3 separate regions of the Homo sapiens genome follow, and regions 1 and 3 are each linked to region 2. Evidence: chromatin contacts called from ENCODE Hi-C or POLR2A ChIA-PET data. All regions are on one chromosome and are shown on one strand. The core of a region is the stretch at or near the end of the contact, and the rest is flanking DNA. Distances in the headings are between cores, read along the strand shown.

What was found. Hi-C counts contacts between places; a loop is a spot of excess contacts on that map. ChIA-PET counts read pairs that join two places held with the same protein, here RNA polymerase II (POLR2A). Pooled maps may share reads with other maps.
Region 1: a map of MCF 10A shows a loop between it and region 2 (2.6-fold over the local background). The contact joins two enhancer-like sites. A Hi-C loop is called at or near these places in 1 of 168 maps with a recorded cell type or tissue (MCF 10A) and 1 of 50 pooled maps. POLR2A ChIA-PET finds 5 or more read pairs at or near these places in 1 of 52 experiments (MCF 10A).
Region 3: a loop to region 2 is called in a pooled map, with 2.3 times the contacts of the local background. The contact joins two enhancer-like sites. A Hi-C loop is called at or near these places in 1 of 50 pooled maps.

What each region holds. Positions count from the first base shown.
Region 1 is chr3:169,043,143-169,045,842 of GRCh38, forward strand. The region is part of intron 1 of LOC107986051 (a long non-coding RNA gene); the gene reads right to left. Among named protein-coding and RNA genes, the nearest start is that of LINC01997, 41 kb to the left of the region's middle. Within about 2 kb of position 1,354, at least 4 of the 41 ENCODE cell types and tissues checked have a DNase peak (open chromatin) inside an H3K27ac peak, as active enhancers do.
Region 2 is chr3:169,084,699-169,087,423 of GRCh38, forward strand. MECOM (MDS1 and EVI1 complex locus) reads right to left here. Exons shown (of 17, transcript NM_004991.4): 17 at 1-345. The coding sequence ends at 211. Among named protein-coding and RNA genes, the nearest start is that of LINC01997, 83 kb to the left of the region's middle. Within about 2 kb of position 1,278, at least 2 of the 41 ENCODE cell types and tissues checked have a DNase peak (open chromatin) inside an H3K27ac peak, as active enhancers do.
Region 3 is chr3:169,025,540-169,028,294 of GRCh38, forward strand. No RefSeq gene overlaps it. Among named protein-coding and RNA genes, the nearest start is that of LINC01997, 24 kb to the left of the region's middle. Within about 2 kb of position 1,337, at least 3 of the 41 ENCODE cell types and tissues checked have a DNase peak (open chromatin) inside an H3K27ac peak, as active enhancers do.

The DNA of each region.
Region 1 (2,700 bases), core at 104-2,603, 41 kb before region 2:
TAGTTTGGTGAATTTGTGAGGTGTTTAAAATTTAATCCTTATGTAGTGAGTTGCAATGAAAACATGGCTTAATAAAATATAATTTATGACATCTACGTTTTCATAATAATATGAAAGAAAAATATATAACAAGCTACCAGGGTATATTGAGATTTTGTCTACATGCAGCTAATATAACTAGGATATTTTTAAATCAACTGAAATGGATTTCATAATTTATAATGTAAACAGCTTTTATTTTTAGGAAAAAATAAAAGTCCCCCTCACCCCTTTTACCCGTGAACAGGCCAGTGACCTGACCTTCAACCTATTTCACTTTTTCTAAATGTTCTAAATGGCCATATTCTTACATAGGCCCATATTTAATCTTTAATTAATATGAATATTTCAGAACGGCCTTTACTTAATATGTGTTCTGTATAGCTGAGGATATAATAATAAAATTAATTACAGAAGAAAGTTCCAGTTACTACAGATTTGGAAAAGAATACTATGTTTCTTAGTATAAACTACTAGCAAGTATTTATTTTTAACCATGTTTAAATTGCTTCTATAATTTCTAAAATTATCAACTACTAAATATTTTTTACAAACCTAGTAATAGATTAGATCTCAAAATAAAAGCACAAGATAAACAGATGTCATCTCCATCTTAAGATGTCAAACTGAGGCTCTGTACTTTGCCCACAAATGATGTAGCTGGAACTGGGAAGGTATTCCATGCACCAATACATAGAACCCCCACAGCTTTTCATTAAAAAAAAAAAAGAAGAAGCTCTTTCCCTAATTATTCATACTTGTCTCTATATAGCATTTTCTCAAATATTTGAGGCCATTTTCCTCCTATCACTTAACCCTTCCATATGGGGAAAAACAAAATGTCTACAAGATATCTTTGGGGAACCACATTTCAGTGTTTTGTAATTTTATCCTTGCTTCTACTTGTGGGAATTAAGAGTTAGGCTTTGGCAGTGGGTGCAGGCAATACAGTCCAGTGAGCCAACTCAGAGCCCTTCCCACCACCAATGGCCTGAATCTCCTTAGGTGTTTGCCCATGTCTTGTACTTAATGCTTCTTCATTTGTGGAATCAGGACAGGCATCCTTGCTACTCTTATTAGTTGGCCACAACCCTATCACCCTTAAGAGTGTGTTTTATCCTTCACAGAAAAATAAAAAATGATGTTATGGAGACATGAGAGCACAAAAGGAAGTAAATGACTATGTTTTATCCATCACATCTGAAAATACAGTCTTTAGCAGCCCATGAAATTGTACTTGATAGCTAAAGCATTTAAATGACCTCAACTGTGTGTTTCACAGGATGGCTTAGAAATAGGACATGGAGGTTCTGGTTATACAATAGAGGGAGCACTGCCATAATGATGAGTAAATGTACTAGTCATTCACAATCTTCCTTCTGGCTAACATTGAAAAGGAGTTATTCATCTAGCACTGGCCTTTGCCCTCTTTGGTAAAAAGGTTCCTTGAATTTCTGAGGATCTCCTGATTTTTACCACAATCTCTCCCTATTCCCTTTCTTTTCTATTCCCCAAACATCACCCTCTTTTCACTCCTGTGTCTTTTGTTTGTGTGTGCTTTTAAACAACATGTTGAAAAACAAGACCATCAATTCCATTTTAAGAAAATCTAAAGGGAACCAAAAAGAGCAAAGACATTCAAACAGTAAATAGACAGGAAGGTAAAGATGCAGGAGATGAGGAGGGAAGGGTTGCGAGTGAGGCGGGGGACAAGAAACACAGGGTGCTTCCTTTACTTTGGATGAGTCACCTGACACTGATTCTGTCTGGAAAAGGGAATGTAAGAACACTTCCTTAAATTCTATGTGAACAGATACAGTGCAGTGGTATGTAAAAACTCTTTGAAATATGTTCCTTTAAAAACTCCAAGTATTATTTTTAACTTTCAGCTGGCTTAGCCTTCATATTTCAGCAATTATAGAAAAGTGTGTTGCTGACATAAAAATTGGGGGGAGTGTTATCACTATATTTTCTTTTTATGTTTACAAGCTTGGCTTTTTTAGTAGAGTTAATAAAGTATATGGCAAGCCTAAGGTTGCTCAACTTGCTGAAAATAAAATATTAAGATTCCAATTCTATTAACATTGACCAAGCATCTAGAATGTGTTCGGTTCTCTTTCTAGGTACTAATAGAAACTAAATGAATGTAAGGCTCTCATAAGAATCAAAGCAACTGTGGCAGCAAGTGAAGGAAAATTCATGGACCCTGAGTTGGTTGTAGTAGACGGAGACTCTGGAACCCTTCCTGAGCTTCATTCTGACTAGAGAGTTTAGATAAATTCAATGATTTGCTCTTTGCTTCACCCATTGGGTAACTATGCCAGGCCAGGCAATGGCCCACGATGAATAAGATATTTTCCTCAGGGAGCACACATTCTTGTACAGAAAGACAAAAAATGTACACGTGAGACAATAAAGCAACTAGATAATATTAGAGACTAATAAGTGCCCTAAAGGAAATAAAATAAGGTAGGATGATAGATAATCCCTCAGAGGTTTCTTTAGATTAGGTGACCAGGAAGAGTTCACTGAGGAGGTGACATGATGGACCAGCTGGAACTCCAAGGATGAATGAGAAGTTAGTAGTGTAATGAGGCAGGAAAAAAGTCTTTCAGGAAGAGAGAATGACCAGCCTGAGGGTTTCAAGACAGGACGAGGCCA
Region 2 (2,725 bases), core at 28-2,527:
CCTTTGCTGTGCAAAACAAAATATCGAGAATAAATAGTTTCTTTTTTCTTTCTTTTCTTTTTTAAATCATTCAGTTTAAGGTCACTAGACTTTAGATGAGTGACCCTGCAGGTTTATAAGGCATTCTGCTCAGCAGTCTTGTAAATAGTCCTATATGAAAGAGCCATGCTACTGTTGGACTTGGTCCCACTCTGGTCAACCTTGATAACGTCATACGTGGCTTATGGACTGGATAGCACTGGATTCCGCCGCAGCCCTGGCCATACTGTGCCACACGTTGGAAGAACTGTGGGATGTAGAATGGAGGGACTCCTTGTCAGACAGTGACAGCATCATAGCATATGCCTGGGGTAAAAAGGAGAGAGACTCAGTAAATGGCATTTGAAAAACATCACTTTTAGTTCAAAGAATATTGTTGGTAAATGGAAAGGGATGGGACCCTGAGTAGGGGCATCCTTCATGGGTGTGTTTGGCAAAGAAGGCATATTTTTTGTAGAAACCACATGGGATTACTGCTGGCCTTTAGTGCCTAGGGGCCCCAAAAGTGACACACGCTACAGAACCAAAAAGAACTATCCTACCTAAAATGCAAATAGTGCTTCCATTGAGAAAAATGAGTCAGTCTCCTGTTCAACTATAAATACAGTCATCCATCCACTACATATGTTCAATTCACCAAAAATATTATTGTGTGCTTATGACTGAAACCTCAAATATTAATAAGATATAGACCTACCTTGACAGAGCTGTGGCCTAGTAGAGGATACAGCCTGACTCCTACACTTTATAACCGAAAGCACTGAAGGTGCTTGAGTGACTTGCCCAAAGTCACTCAATTAGATAGATAGTGGGAGAAGCATAACTAAAATGTATTTCTGCCCAACTTTTAATCCATTGTCTTTTCTCCAATTTCCCTCCATGCTTGACATACTCAGTCCTGGCACCCATAAGTTGAGGTGGATCAAATCAGCTCTACCAAAAAAATAAAACCAAACACAAGACCCAACAGTGTTCTAATCAACTTGTTTTCCAGTGTCTGCTGAGCAGAAGGTGCATGGAGGTGCTCTGTGAGGAAGTACTCTTTCTTCCCTATTATCATGTCAAATTTTAAATAACTGTTCAGAGAGTCCCCTATTTACTGCCAAGCAAAATATTCAAATGAAATGTTTGGTCTTGACTTGTAAGTGAACTTTTCACTGTTGATTTGCTATTGTTGGTCTCATCCATTGCTAAACTTGCTTGTCAAAATGCTGCTGAAGTGGAATCATTAAAGTCCTGCCAAAGACATTCCACTGTCTGTAAACAAAGACAAAATGCCTCTGTTGTTAGGCAGAATTTCATCTCTGGGAGTCATGCTGAGACATGTGGCCAGTCTGTGGTTTCTTCCGTAATCATTGCATTTAGTTAGAAAATTTACCCTTGTAGGCTGATTTTTGATTTGCTGGGTCATCGCTCTAAATGTACACATTTGACTTTTATGTATGCAATTTGCCTTTTGGACTTCTACAATATCTCATGATCCATTTAACAAATATTTCTTAAGCATCTACTCTATGCCAGGCTCTGTGATAGATCCTAAGAAATTAAGAATAAATAATATAGAGTACTTATCTTTGGCAGAGTTTAAAGTATGGGTTAAGTGAGCATTCAACCTAAATTATCTATTCTGATTATGTACCTACTTTTAGAGAACAAGATAAAGAGTACTCTGAAAGAGTTAAAACAAATTCTGATATTTGGGAAGATAAAAAGGAGTACAAAGAAAATTTTGGAATTTAAATTTTAATCCTGCCTTTAAACCTGCCTCTACTCACCTAGCTGTGTGATCTTGAGCAAGTTGCTTAACCTTTTAAGCTTTACTTTCCTCCTATAAAACAGATGATAGTAATAACAGTATTGGCCTCCAAGAGTTGTGGAGGAATCACATGCACTAACTTACATAAAGTGTTTAGCTCAGTGTGCCTGACTGAGGTAATACATAAATAGTACCTATTACCATGAAATTAATTTTTACCGGATAGAGTTTCTTGAGGGAGAGCACATGCAAAATGCAGCTACTATTGTACTGGTCAACTATTTTCAATTCAATCACTATAAAAATTACAGACTATAAAAATTACAGAATAAATATATGAATGCTTTGACTAAAGCATCTGAGCCTTTAGATTCTAGAAAATGGCAAAACAGCATATCTGCCTTTTGGTAATCAAAGGAAATAAACATTTTCATATATAAGGATCAGTGCCCAGCATATAGCTGGTAGTTAATAAATGAACGAATGAATGATATTATGAAATAAAGTGAATTTGCAAAAGGGCCTGACCATTTTCAAACTAATCTATATAACATGATCAAGTAACAAGAAAAATATGACTTAGGATTGCAAAATGCTAGTGTTTCTTATAACAGTAACAGTCCAGCTGGGTTGGGACTTTATGTCAAAATGCTGGTACTAAAATGTATTATAATTATATCCCTTATCTGTAGGTTTTCAGGCCCTTTTGCTTTCTGTCACTTCTGGCAGTTTCTGGAGTGTTTAGGTATTATATCTTACAATAAATAAGAAGCATTTTTGGTGGACTAATTAAAAGAAATTTAAAAAGAAAAAACCATGGCCAGGTGCAATGGGTCACACCTATACAAATCCCAGTAATTTGGGAGGCTGAGGTGGGAGGATTGCTTGAGCTCAGGAATTTGAGACCAGCCTGGGCAACATAGTGAAACC
Region 3 (2,755 bases), core at 87-2,586, 59 kb before region 2:
ACTCACACATTTGCATATACGTATATATAATGTGTGTGTGAGTAAATATATTTATATCTATTCACATTGTACCTGTTGGCTATTGCTGCATAACAAATCACCCCCAAACAACTATTACTTATTTCCATTCATGCATTTATTGTTACTCATGCATCACTGTAGGCCTACGGATTGGCTGGAGCAGCTCTGCTCCACATGCTCCACGTGTCTCTCCTCCTCCCTGGGATAATAAGCTGGATTGAGCATGTTCTTCTCATAGTAATGTGAGATGGACAAAAGAGAACAGAAATAGGAGGCATCTTTAGGTCAAGGCTTAAGAGTATTCAGAGAAAAAAATGCAGAAAAACCACGAGATACATAGGAAGCGATATAAATTTTCTGAGTGGTAAGATTATGTGTAATTTTTCATTTCTTCTGTTTATTTTTTCTAAAGTTTTAACAACAAAATGTACTACTTTTATAATAAAATCCAGGCAAAAACTTATTTTAAATATTTCACTAAACTATTCACAGGTTTCCTATTTCTTATGTCCTTCTCATAATTATTTATATAGAAAGGAGGCCAACTGGAGATAGAAGACCTAATATTTGATGTTGTCATTTATGTGTCAAAAAGCCATATTTTCCTTATGCGTTGCCTGGCCTGCTGTTGAATATAAATTGTGTATCACTGATAAACTTAAAGTGGTAGAGAATTATAACGCTAATATAATCCCTGTTCATTTACTTACTTTCCTCATTAAAGAAAACACACACACACAGAGAATTCCATTTGTTTACAAAAATCACAATCTTCTTAAATTTGCTTTGATTTTTGCATGGACACAACAAAATGTTTTAATATAGAAAGAAAGTACTTAACACCTTGAGTTGCTGGTATTATTTTTCAAATTTGTGGTCCTTCATCTCATAATGACACATAAAAGAAATGCTTTATGCTCATCTCTGTTCTTTGATTTCTTTACTCATGTAAGTGAATTTTTTTTTCTTTTCCTGTGGACTAGCCTAGAAAGCCTTATTTCCCTCCCCCCTCCCTTTTTTTTGGTGCCATAATTAGATTGAGTGGTAGATGTTTCTAGTGAATCATTCTACCAATTAGGCTAAAATATTAAAGACAAGTAACTTGAGAAGGAAACTCACATATCTATAGCACTTTGCAGCAGATGTATCCTATTTACTTCTTTATTTTATTGCTTAATGACTGGATCTGAAGTAATTGCACCATTTGACAGATATTTATTTGTAAAATGTGATTCATTCAGTCAGACACTTTTCAAATGATTTTCATGCCAAGTGTTAAAATTGCGTAGGCTTGAGTAGCTGTTTCAAAAGATGCAAACACACATGTTAATTCCATGCATCAAGCACATCTACTTTCGGCTCTTTTTATTATAGAAATATTTCAGTTGACAAAGAGTGCTAGTGAACAGACGGCAGGGACTTCTGGACTTTAATCAACCGCAATCACTGGCAGAGTTCAGAATTAATTTCCTAACCATGAATCACCTGCAGACAATGAATCACGTTCTAGAGAATTTTGCCAAACAAAACAAGCCATCATGCCCTATACAACTTTTGAGGACAGGGCTATGGAAACTCATTTGACTAGCACAGTTGAAACAGTGAAAGGGAAAGAATACTAGCGAATACTGGAACAAGCTATCAAAGAGTGCCTGGTGACTTTCAACTTAAAAAAGACAAAGGAAAGCAAGAGTTCAGCAAGAAAACACTCCTTTCTGAAACAACCTATCCATTGGTTGGCTTCTATCCCTAAATTCTAGCTATTGACAATCAAGATAAAGGATTTTTTGACTAGGATAGGTTCTATCCATTATAGCACAGACGTCAAAACATTTTCACCTATTCTTTAATCAAAGAATCAGAAACTTCTTATTTAGTTTCTGTTTCAGACACTGTATCTCCTTGGACAGAAATAAATGAGGGCAATTAGACAAATATTCAGATCATTCAGCTAAAAAATGTTTTTGAATGAAATAACCAAGTTATTTTTATACTTAAATTTGTGATTGTCTCAATTTTCCATTTTCTCTTCTAGGTATAGAACAAAGCACCTTTACATGCTTCTGTACACTGTAAAAAAGTTGCAGCCATAAAAAATGATGAGTTCGTGTCCTTTGTAGGGACATGGATGAAATTGGAAATCATCATTCTCAGTAAACTATCGCAAGAACAAAAAACCAAACACCGCATATTCTCACTCATAGGTGGGAACTGAACAATGAGATCACATGGACACAGGAAGGGGAATATCACACTCTGGGGACTGTGGTGGGGTGGGGGGAGCGGGGAGGGATAGCATTGGGAGATATACCTAATGCTAGATGACGAGTTAGTGGGTGCAGCGCACCAGCATGTCACATGTATACATATGTAACTAACCTGCACAATGTGCACATGTACCCTAAAACTTAAAGTATAATAAAAAAAAAAATAGAAAAAAAAAAAAGTTGAGACAAATTTCAGTTTCAAGACATGATAAAATGTTTAGCACTTTACATAACATCATCAAAATGAAAACTGATCACTTAAAAAGAAAATATTTTTATTGTCAAATTTGAATATAGTTAACTTCAAACTACACCAACAAGTAAACAATATACCACTAGGAAAAATAAAAGGCCTTGGCCAACCCAAGATATTTGACATACTTTGCTCCCATCATGCATGTCATTGCAATAAGAATAAAGAAGGAGTAGAACACACATCTTTTTGGGACAGAGTTTTGCTCTTTCAC